2 separate regions of the Homo sapiens genome follow, and region 1 is linked to region 2. Evidence: read pairs that join two places in POLR2A ChIA-PET (ENCODE). Cell type or tissue: OCI-LY7. All regions are shown on one strand.

Region 1 (5,000 bases), 72 kb before region 2:
TCCTGCCTTGGCCTCCTGAGTAGCTGGGATTACAGGCATGTGCCACCACGCCTGGCTCATCTTTTTTGTATTTTTAGTAGAGATGGGGTTTCTCTATGTTGGTCAGGCTGGTCTCAAACTCCTGAACCTCAGGTGATCCGCCCGCCTCGGGCTTCCAAAGCGCTGAGATTGCAGGCATGAGCCACTGTGTCTGGCCTATTTTTATAGTTTATGTACTTGGAATTATATAATATATTCTGCCTAGCTTCTTTCATTCAATATTTGTAAGATTTATCCATATTATTGAGTGTAGTTGTGGATTTTTGCATTTATATTTCATAGCACGAGCATGTCAGAATTTATCCATTTTACTTCCCTTCTGCCCGCCACTGCTACTCTCCCCATTTTACCTTTTTTTTTGTTTTTTTGAGATGGAGTCTCAGAATTTCGCTCTGTCGCCCAGGCTGGAGTGCTGTGGCACGGTCTCAGCTCACTGCAACTTCTGCCTCTGGGTTCAGCTGCACGCCACCATGCCTGGCTAATTTTTGTATTTTCAGTAGAGGGGATTTTGCTATGTTGGCCAGGCTGGTCTTGAACTCCTGACCTCAGGTGATCCACCCACCTTGGCCTGCCAGAGTGCTGTGATTACAGGCGTGAACCACCGTGCCCGACCCCCATTCTAATTTTGATGGACATTTGGGTAATTTTCATTTTTGGCTGTTATAAATACTGCTGCAATTACAGTTAATTTTCACAGTTTTTTTTTTTTTTTTTTTTTTTTTTTTTTTTTGAGGTGAGTTTCGCTCTTGTTGCTCAGGCTGGAGTGCAGTGGTGCGATCTCAGCCCACTGCAACCTTCACCTTCTGGATTCAAGCAATTCTCCTTTCTCATCTCCTAAGTAGCTGGGGTTTACAGGCATGTGCCACCATGCCCAGCTAATTTTTGTATTTTAATTTCACAGTTCTGGAGGCTGGGAAGTTCAGAATTAAGGCACTGGCTGATCTGTTGTCTGGTGAGGGCCCACTTGTTCATAGATAACCATTTTCTCACTCTAACCTCACAAGGTTGAAAGGGCCTAATTTTTGTGTTTTTAGTAGAGACGGGGTTTCACTATGTTGGCTAGGCTGGTCTCAAACTCCTAGCCTCGAGTCATCCACCCGCCTCGTCCTCCCGGAGTGCTTGGATTACAGCATGAGCCACTGCGCCCGGCCCCCATTTTAGTTTTGATGGACATTTGGGTAATTTTCTTTTTTGGCTATTCTAAATAATGCTGCAATTACTGTTAATTTTCACCTTGTAAAAACCATTTTCAAATCTCAAGAGATTAACCTTTAGTTTTCTTGGTTTGGATTGGGAAGGAACACCAAGGAAAATGAGGGACTTCAGAATTTATTTTCATTTTGCATTTGTTTTTTAAAATCTTTAGAACTGGATCCAGTGGTATAGAAATCTTCGATTTTTAAATTCTTAATTTTAGGTTGCAGTTTCATCACTGTCTGCGGTAATCAAGTTTTTAGAACTCTTATCAGATGATTCCAACTTTGGACAGTTTGAACTGACTACTTTTGACTTCAGCCAGTATATGAAATTGGATATTGCAGCAGTCAGAGCCCTTAACCTTTTTCAGGTAAAAAAAAAAAAAAAAAAAAAAAAAAAGGGTTAAAAATGTTGAATGGTTAAAAAATGTTTTCATTGACATATACTGAAGAAGCTTATAAAGGAGCTAAAATATTTTGAAATATTATTATACTTGGATTAGATAACTAGCTTTAAATGGCTGTATTTTTCTCTCCCCTCCTCCACTCCACTTTTTAACTTTTTTTTTTTTAAGTCAGAGTCTCACTTGTTCCCTAGGCCAGAGTGCAGTGGCACAATCTCAGCCCACTCTAACCTCCACCTCCCAAGTAGTTGGGATTACAGTTGCCTGCCACCATGCCTGGTTAATTTTTATATTTTTAGTAGGGTTGCGGGGACAGGGTTTCACCATGTTGGCCAGGTTGGTCTCAAACTTCTGACCTTAGGTGATCCTCCCACCTCGGCTTCCCAAAGTGCTGGGATTACAGGCTTGAGCCATCGTGCCCAGCCTACTTTTTACTTTTTTAGAGACTGGGCTTGGTGGAGTGAAGTGGCAAGATCATAGCTCACTGCAGTATTGAACTCCTGGGCTCAAGCGATCTTCCTGCTTCAACCTCATGAGTAGCTGGGTCTACAGGCACAAGCCACCATGCTTGCCTAATTTTAAAATTTTTGCAGAGTTGGAGTTTCACAGTGTTGCCCAGGATGTTCGCTCACTCCTGACTTCAAGTGATTCTTCTGCCTTAGCCTCTAGAGTGGTAGCTGGGATTACAGGCATGAACCACCATGCTCTGCTATTTTTTTTCAAGGTTTTTTTTTTTTTTTTTTTTTTTGAGAGACTGGTATGACTATGTATGCTCCCTAGGCTGGAGTGCAGTGGCTATTCACAGGAAGTGCCATCAGAGTGTACTACAGCTTCAAACTCCTGGGCTCAAGCACTTCTATCATAGTCTCCAAAGTAGCTGGGACTACGAGTGTGTCTCATTGTGCCTTGCTCTCGAATTGCTTTTTTTTTTTTTTTCTGGTTTCAAGCTATCTATGTGGTATTAGTCCTCACTTTATGAATAATTTTGTATACTACTAATAGCAATTTTTTTTTTTTTTTTTTTTTTGAGACGGAGTCTCATTCTTGTCGCCCAGGCTGGAGTGCAGTGGTGTGATCTTAGCTCACTGCAACCTCTGCCTCTCCGGTTTGGGCAATTAGCTGGGATTAGAGGCGCCTGCCACCATGCCCAGCTAATTTTTGTATTTTTAGTAGACATGGGGTTTCATCTTGTTGGCTAGGCTGGACTCTAACTCCAGGTGATCTGCCTGCCTCGGCCTCCCAAATTGATGGGATTACAGGTGTAAACCACTGGGCCTGGCCTAGCAATTTAAAATGACATTCTAAGAAGTTTTATGTCTAAATCTGCAGTAAGTGGCTGGGTGACGTGGCTCATGCCTGTAATCCCAACGCTTTGGGAGTCCAGGGTGGGAGGATGACTTGAGGCCAGGAGTTGAGACCAGCCTGGGCAACATAGTGAGACTCTGTCTCTACAAAAGAAAAAATTAGCGGGGCTTAGTGGCGTGCGCCTGTAGTCTCAGCTACTCGAAAGGCTGAAGTGGGAGGATTCTTTGAGCCCCAAGGGTTCTGGCTTGCCGTGAGCCAGGATGGCACCACTGCACTCCAGTCTGGGCAATAGAGTCAGACCCTGTCTCAACAAATAAAATAAAACTGTAGTAATTATAAAGTGGTTTTGGCTGGGGGAGAAATGTACAGTTGAACATACGGATTAAGAGGTTGAAAGTTGGTCTTAGGAAGAGGAACTTTTTGTGGAAATTTCTTAATATTTGAAGAATATTATGTTATTGTTCCTCTGTTTTTCATGGCGTAGTAAGGTTTTCACTAATGAGCTTGCCATTCTTTCTATTTTATTTTTTGTTTACTAGGGTTCTGTTGAAGATACCACTGGCTCTCAGTCTCTGGCTGCCTTGCTGAATAAGTGTAAAACCCCTCAAGGACAAAGACTTGTTAACCAGTGGATTAAGCAGCCTCTCATGGATAAGAACAGAATAGAGGAGAGGTATGTTATTAGTTTATACTTTCGTTAGTTTTATGTAACCTGCAGTTACCCACATGATTATACCACTTATTGTAATATGCAGTTTTGGAAGTATATGTTACCATTTAACTGTACAGAGTACATAGTAATAGAGTGGTAATTATTTAGATTGATTAAAGAACTCATTTTTTTAAATAAGTTTTTTTTTTTTCACTATAAAAGTTTATTTTATTTGAGATGGTATGGTATCGAACATGTTCATATTGTGTGTAATCGTGGGTAAATTACTCAACCTTTATGTCATAGTTTCTTCACCTTTAAAATGACATTAATAAAAGAGCTACTTAATAGGATTATAAGCATGAGATGATTTAATATACATAAAATACTTACAGTCTGATATATAGGAAGCACTTAACTCTTTATCCTAGAAAAGATTTAAGGTGACCTTAACATATATGTCAGAAAATCTTTAAAATTGTGGAAATAAAAGGTTGTATAATTCTGCTATCCTAAAATTACTAGTATTTCAATATATTTTATTTTAGTCTTTTCTTTTAGATACAAGTTTTAAAACTTTTAAGTGAAGTGTAATATACGTAAGTACTGCTTGATGAATTTAAGGTGATTTCTAAAGCCAGGTTTGTTGGGGAAGAGGAGTGGGATTTAGTGATTTAGAACCAGAAATTGGGGCTGGGTGCGATGTCTCATGCCTATAATTCCAGAACTTCGGGAGGCCATAGTGGGAGAATTGTTTGTGCCCCGGAGTTCAAGACCAGCCTGGGCAACTCAGTGAGACGCCATCTCTACAAAAGAAAAAAAAAAAAAATTAGCTCAGTGTGGTGACATGTACCTGTAGCCCGAGCTACTCGGGAGGCTGAGGTGGGAATATCACCCTGGCCCAGAAGTTTGAGGCTGCAGTGGGCTATGATTGTGCCACTGAACTCCAGCCTGGGCAATGGAGTGAAACCCTGTCTCAAAAAACAAACAAAAAAAGAAACTGAGGCTGGGCACGGTGGCTCACACATATAATCCAGCACTTGGGGAGGTTGAGGCAGGATAATTGCTTGAGCCCAGGAGTTTGAGACCAGTCTGGGCAACAAAATGACACCCCATTTCTACCAAAAAAAAAATTGTTTAAAATTAGCTGGGCATGGTGGCATGTGCCTGTGGTCCCAGCTACATGGGAGGCTAAGGCTGGAGGATTGTTTAGCCCAGGAGGTTGAGGCTGCAGTGAGCCATATTCATGTCCCTGCACTCCAGCCTGGGTGACATAGTGAGACGCTGTCTCAAACAAAAATCAACAGGCCAGATGCAGTGGCTCACCCCTGTAATCCCAACACTTTGGGAGGCCGAGGTGGGTGGATTACTTGAGGTCAAGAGTTCGAGACCAGCCCGGCCAAC
Region 2 (5,000 bases):
AGATGGTAAGTACTGGCAAGGAAGTGGAGAAATTGAAACTGTCATGCGCTCTTGGTGCGAATGTAAAATGGTGCAGCTGCTTTGGAAAACAGTCTGGCAGTTCCTCAGACAATTCCACTCCAACGTATATCCAAGTGGAATCACAACATATGTCCCCACAAACTTGTACATAAATGTTTATAGCAGGATTATTCATAATAGCCAAAAGGTGGAAACAACCCGAATGTCCATCAGCAGATGAATGCATAAATGAAACGTGGTCTATCCATACAATGGAGTATATTATTGAGCCATTAAAGGAATGAAGTACTGGTACATGGTGCAGCTTAGATGAACCTTGGAAACATTGTGCTAAATGAAAGAAGCTGGTTACAAGAGTCAACACGTATGATTTCATTCATGTGAAAGTTCAGAATAGAGACAGCAGTAGAGACAAAGTAGCAGTTCAGGGTTGGTGCCAGGGAATAGGGGGTAGGTGGGGTGAAAGCTAAAGGATACGGTGTTTCTTTGTGAGATGGAAATTCTAAAATAGGTGATGTTTATACATGTCTGTGAATATACTAAAAACCATTGAATTGTACACATTAAATGGATGAATTGTATAGGAATTATATTTTAATAAAGCTATTTAAAAAAATCCAGACACTTCACCCAAGAGGAAATCTAAGTGGTCCATAAACATGAAAAGGTCTTTAATCACCAGTCAGAAAAATGAAAATGAAAACCATGCCAGGCCACCTCCCACCACCATAGTGACAAGCATTTCAAGTGTGGCAGTTCCAGCTGTTGTTGAGGATGTGGAATAACACTGGTAGGGGTGTTAAGATTATCTGGTGAAATTGAAAAGACGCATACGACCCAGCAATTCTGCTCTTAAGTGCATACTCTGGAGATGCTTTTGCCCATTGTGCTGCGAGATGTATACAAGAATGTTCCTAATACCTCCACACTGGAAACAACTCATCAGTGAAAATGAACTACAGCTACACAAAATGACATAGATGGAATCTTAAAACGTTTAGTAAAAGAAATGATACAAAAGGATACAGTTTTTTTTTCATTTATGTGAAGTTTAAGAATAGGTGGTATTGTTTAGGGATGCAGTCTTTGGGATGGCAACTGTAAAGAAAAAGTGATTGTGTTAATCAGAGTGATTGTCTTTAGGGAAATGGAGTGCTGATGGGGAGGGGGCACATTAGGGCTTCTGGAGGGCCACAGTTCTGGTTTTTAACCTGAGTGGTGGTTTTGCACGTGCTTGCTTTATAGTTAGCTGCAATTTTTTTTTTTAATGCAGTTAAAGTTTGGTATGAGAACAAATGTATGACCGATGAGTCCTTTCAGTTTACCAAGTTCTTTTTCGTCATCGTTAATTTAGAGTGGGTTACATCAGTTTTTCTTTTCTGGCTGCCAAAGGCTTAGGAAAAAGGCAAACTGACAGAGGAAGATTTTAAATGTAGAAATATTTATTGGTTTACAAATCCTTTTAATCACTTATACATGAAAAGCTTTCATATAATTCAAAAAGCAAATTTTAAATTCCAATGAAATAGTTCATCCCGTGGTTGTGAAAGAGTGTTTTTAGATTGCTGCACAGAAGCATGTTTAACGTGGAAATCAGCTCATGGTTTTAGTTGTTAGGGCTACAAGAAATTGGGGGAGACTTCATTCCAAGAAAACATGTAGTCTGTCAGGCTGTTTTCATTCCTCTAAAAGAGACAGTTTTCTAAGATGTTTTTGAAAATGAGAAAATACGTAATAGATCTGCTTAAGAAGTTTCAAACTTAATCTGTGCTTATTACATGAATATGCTAATGTAAAACCAGGCCTTCAGTTAGTGTTTCCTTCCTTTTAGAATGGTGTATGTAAAGCAAAATATAAACTAATTTCTGACCTGTCAAAGGTTTTTTCTTAAAATTTAAATTTATAATGTGGTTTGGTTTTTCTTTCCCACTCAAACATGAATTTGGGTAATACCAGAATAAAGCTGGATATATAAATTTTATCCAAAATTTAGAACTCTGTTGTTAAGAAATCTGTTGACCACATAACCATGTTTCTGAGAAAATACATGATTTTTTGCATCTTTAAAAAAAATTAGCACTAAGAAGCTAAGATGAAGTTGTTTTTGTAATTTGATTTTTTTTTCCTTAAAATACTGTTTTGGAGTTAAAAGTTGTAGCAAAACTGGTATAAGAAAGATGTTTTAAGATATATTTAAGTCTTGTCTCATACTCTATTGACTAAGCTAGCCCGGTGACTAGGGTAGATGTATTTAAAGAATAACTTTTCCCCCTTAAAATCTCAATATTCCACATCCTGTTAGACTTCTTGAGTATTAAATACATCTTCTATCCTTGGTCTTTCTGCATTTAGCTTTTTTGGGAAGTATGTTTTTACCCAAGCATATGGTATGAGCTGCTGATTCAGTATTGAGTGGCTCTTTAAGCTTGTTAGTTACATTCTGCTGATTAAAATGGTGTACAGAATAGTCAGGAAAAACCAGTCCCTGGTCTGAAATAAACAATGTTAATTAGCTTATGGGGAAGAACAAATGAGTAAGGAGAATTTTCATATACAAAGGAAATCTCTGATTGTCTTTCTGGACTCAGTGTGTTTGGGTTAAGGAGATAGGGTGCGGCTGGAGAAAATGATGAAAATGTTCAGAATGTTACATGTATTTTTACACTGAAACTGGAAGTGGAAGCCCAGTGTGATAGTTTTCTGCCCGATGTTGGCCTGTCTTCACACCCACACCACTTATCTTGATTGATAGAGCTACTACTTCCTCTTATACTGCTTCAGAAGTTAACCTCTGTGGTGCAGTGCTAGGATATCACAGAGGAAATAATCCCTTGTAGACAGTGTCTTGTTGCTGGGAGTTATCAGTGCCTCCTGTTCTCTCTAAGGAGGGCAATGGGAAGCCCTTTCCTTGCATTTGCTACAGCCGTTTCCTTGACCTCCCTGGAAGAACAGTATTTCATGGTGTCAGACAACATTCAGAACATGCTCAAATTAAATGTATGTCAGTATGCATTTGCTTTGGTGTGTGGTTTGTCCAAACCAAAGTGCCCATACATGTCTCTGGTCCAGCCATGTGGGAAATTCAGCAGTGGGGTGAACCATATGGAAATGGCAGGTGTTGGGCAGCCTTGACTGGACTGCCCTGGTCTTACTTCTGGATTTGGTGAGTAGAAGATCACACTGTTGCTTGCTGCCCTGGGTTCACCTCAAAGAGGGAAAGAAGAATTAGCAACTTAAATGGTTAAATTTAGAAACAAGAAAAAGTTCTGTCAGTGGGCAGTTTCTTACGTCTAACAAAAAAAACAACAGCAGTGAATTCTTTTGTGTTCAGAATTAACCAGTAAACACAACCTTAGCAATTAACCTATCACTATCACGATTGTTTATTTCCTGGAATTTTGTTGACAGAATTAGTCCAATAAATGTTATGAATAATAATTTTATGAATAGAGATAGGTTAATGCCAAATTAAGTATAATTGAATCTGAGACATTAATGCAACTGTTTTAAATTCAACCACTGACCTGCAATTTTTATATGCCTTGTCCATCCAGCAAGATACATTTTGTCCATTTTTTTCATGTTTAAAATTTAATATTTATTGTCAATTCCAGTGTGTTTCATTGCTAAACATCAGGCTCAGCCAAAGCAATCACGAAAATGACTCCACGTTGAATCTTTAACATCACAATGTGGATTAACAATTTGGCAACATTTGGCTGGGCGCGGTAGCTCACCTATAATCCCAGCACTTTGGGAGGCCGAGGCAGGTGGATCACGAGGTCAGGAGATCGAGACCATCCTGGCTAACACGGTGAAAACCCGTCTCTACTAAAAATACAAAAAGCCATGCATGGTGGCGGGTGCCTGTAGTCCCAGCTACTTGGGTGGCTGAGGCAGGAGAATGGCATGAACCTGGGAGGTGGAGCTTGCAGTGAGCTGAGATCGCGCCACTCCAGCCTGGGCAACAACAACAACAACAAAATTGGCAACATTAAATACTTTGTCAGTATCTGAAAAGTGCAAAGTACTGTGCTTGGCTCCCCAAAGGCTCCTCTTAATCCTGAAAGGCAGGTGCTTTTATTATCTTTTATCTTATTATCTACATTTTCCAGATGAGGAAACGTAGGTACAGAGGTTTAGTAACTTGCCCAGGTCACATAGCCAGTAAGTGGCAGAGCTGGGATTTGAACCCCAGTACCCTATCTCCAGCGAATCTGAGATGTACATGTGATAAATTTAATCTTTCTCAATAAATTATTAAGTGTCAAAGCAAGTGGTATGGGCAATGCACCAGGATTAAGAAAAACAGTGTGTGGTAAAGATGTAAAATATTTCTAATTCTGTTGTGGGCTGTGGCACTCCCGTGGAAGGCTTGCCACAGACACAGCCAGAGGCATCCACGTGGGCCCCTGCTGCACACCTGGTTTGCTGCTACCAAGGCTGCTCTCCCGAGGCTTGTTCACACAAAGGAAAGTGAGCAGCTAGGAAGCTGCATATTTGAAAGTTGACTAGTCACCAAATGCTGGCATCCAACCAAGTGATTGCATTGTACCCTGTTTGGATGAAAGATTGTGTTTAAATGAAAAGAGAGATGATGAGCCAGAAGTGTGGCAAATGAGTTAAAATAAATTGTCAGCAGTGTTTGAAGCAGGTTGCTGAGGGCTGGTGTCCTGAAATCCGGTCACTTGGAGGATGTATATGTTCCATCAGGGGCCGGAAATGTTTTATCCAAGCTTTAGGGAATAACCCTGGAGATTCTCTTCGTTACTCTACTGTTAAGTACGTGCTTACGGAGTAAACTTCGCATGACTAAGGTTTACAGGCCTGAATGTGCAACTGAGTTCAAGTAAGCAGCAATGTGGTGTATTAGGAAGACTGCTTGACTTGGGTTCTAATCCTTGCTTCACCACCTAGCTGTGTGACTTTAAACATCACTGTTTTTCCTCCTGCCTTCCTTCTGTAACTTAAGGGGGTTG

The links. ChIA-PET counts read pairs that join two places held together with the same protein. Peaks named below come from ENCODE experiments on the same cell type or tissue, not always from the same donor. Only the 100,000 strongest peaks of a DNase experiment are listed, where the experiment ranks them.
Region 1: POLR2A ChIA-PET joins it to region 2 with 5 read pairs; 6 of 35 experiments call an interaction of 5 or more read pairs at or near these places.

What each region holds. Positions count from the first base shown.
Region 1 is chr2:47,412,813-47,417,812 of GRCh38, forward strand. It overlaps MSH2 (mutS homolog 2), which reads left to right. Exons shown (of 16, transcript NM_000251.3): 5 at 1,457-1,606; 6 at 3,484-3,617. Among named protein-coding and RNA genes, the nearest start is that of MSH2, 12 kb to the left of the region's middle. In OCI-LY7, no CTCF peak of the experiment used is centred here; no DNase peak of the experiment used is centred here.
Region 2 is chr2:47,484,572-47,489,571 of GRCh38, forward strand. It overlaps a transcript of MSH2 not described here. Among named protein-coding and RNA genes, the nearest start is that of MSH2-OT1, 40 kb to the right of the region's middle. In OCI-LY7, no CTCF peak of the experiment used is centred here; a DNase peak (open chromatin) is centred at 2,770; H3K27ac peaks cover 1,328 bases.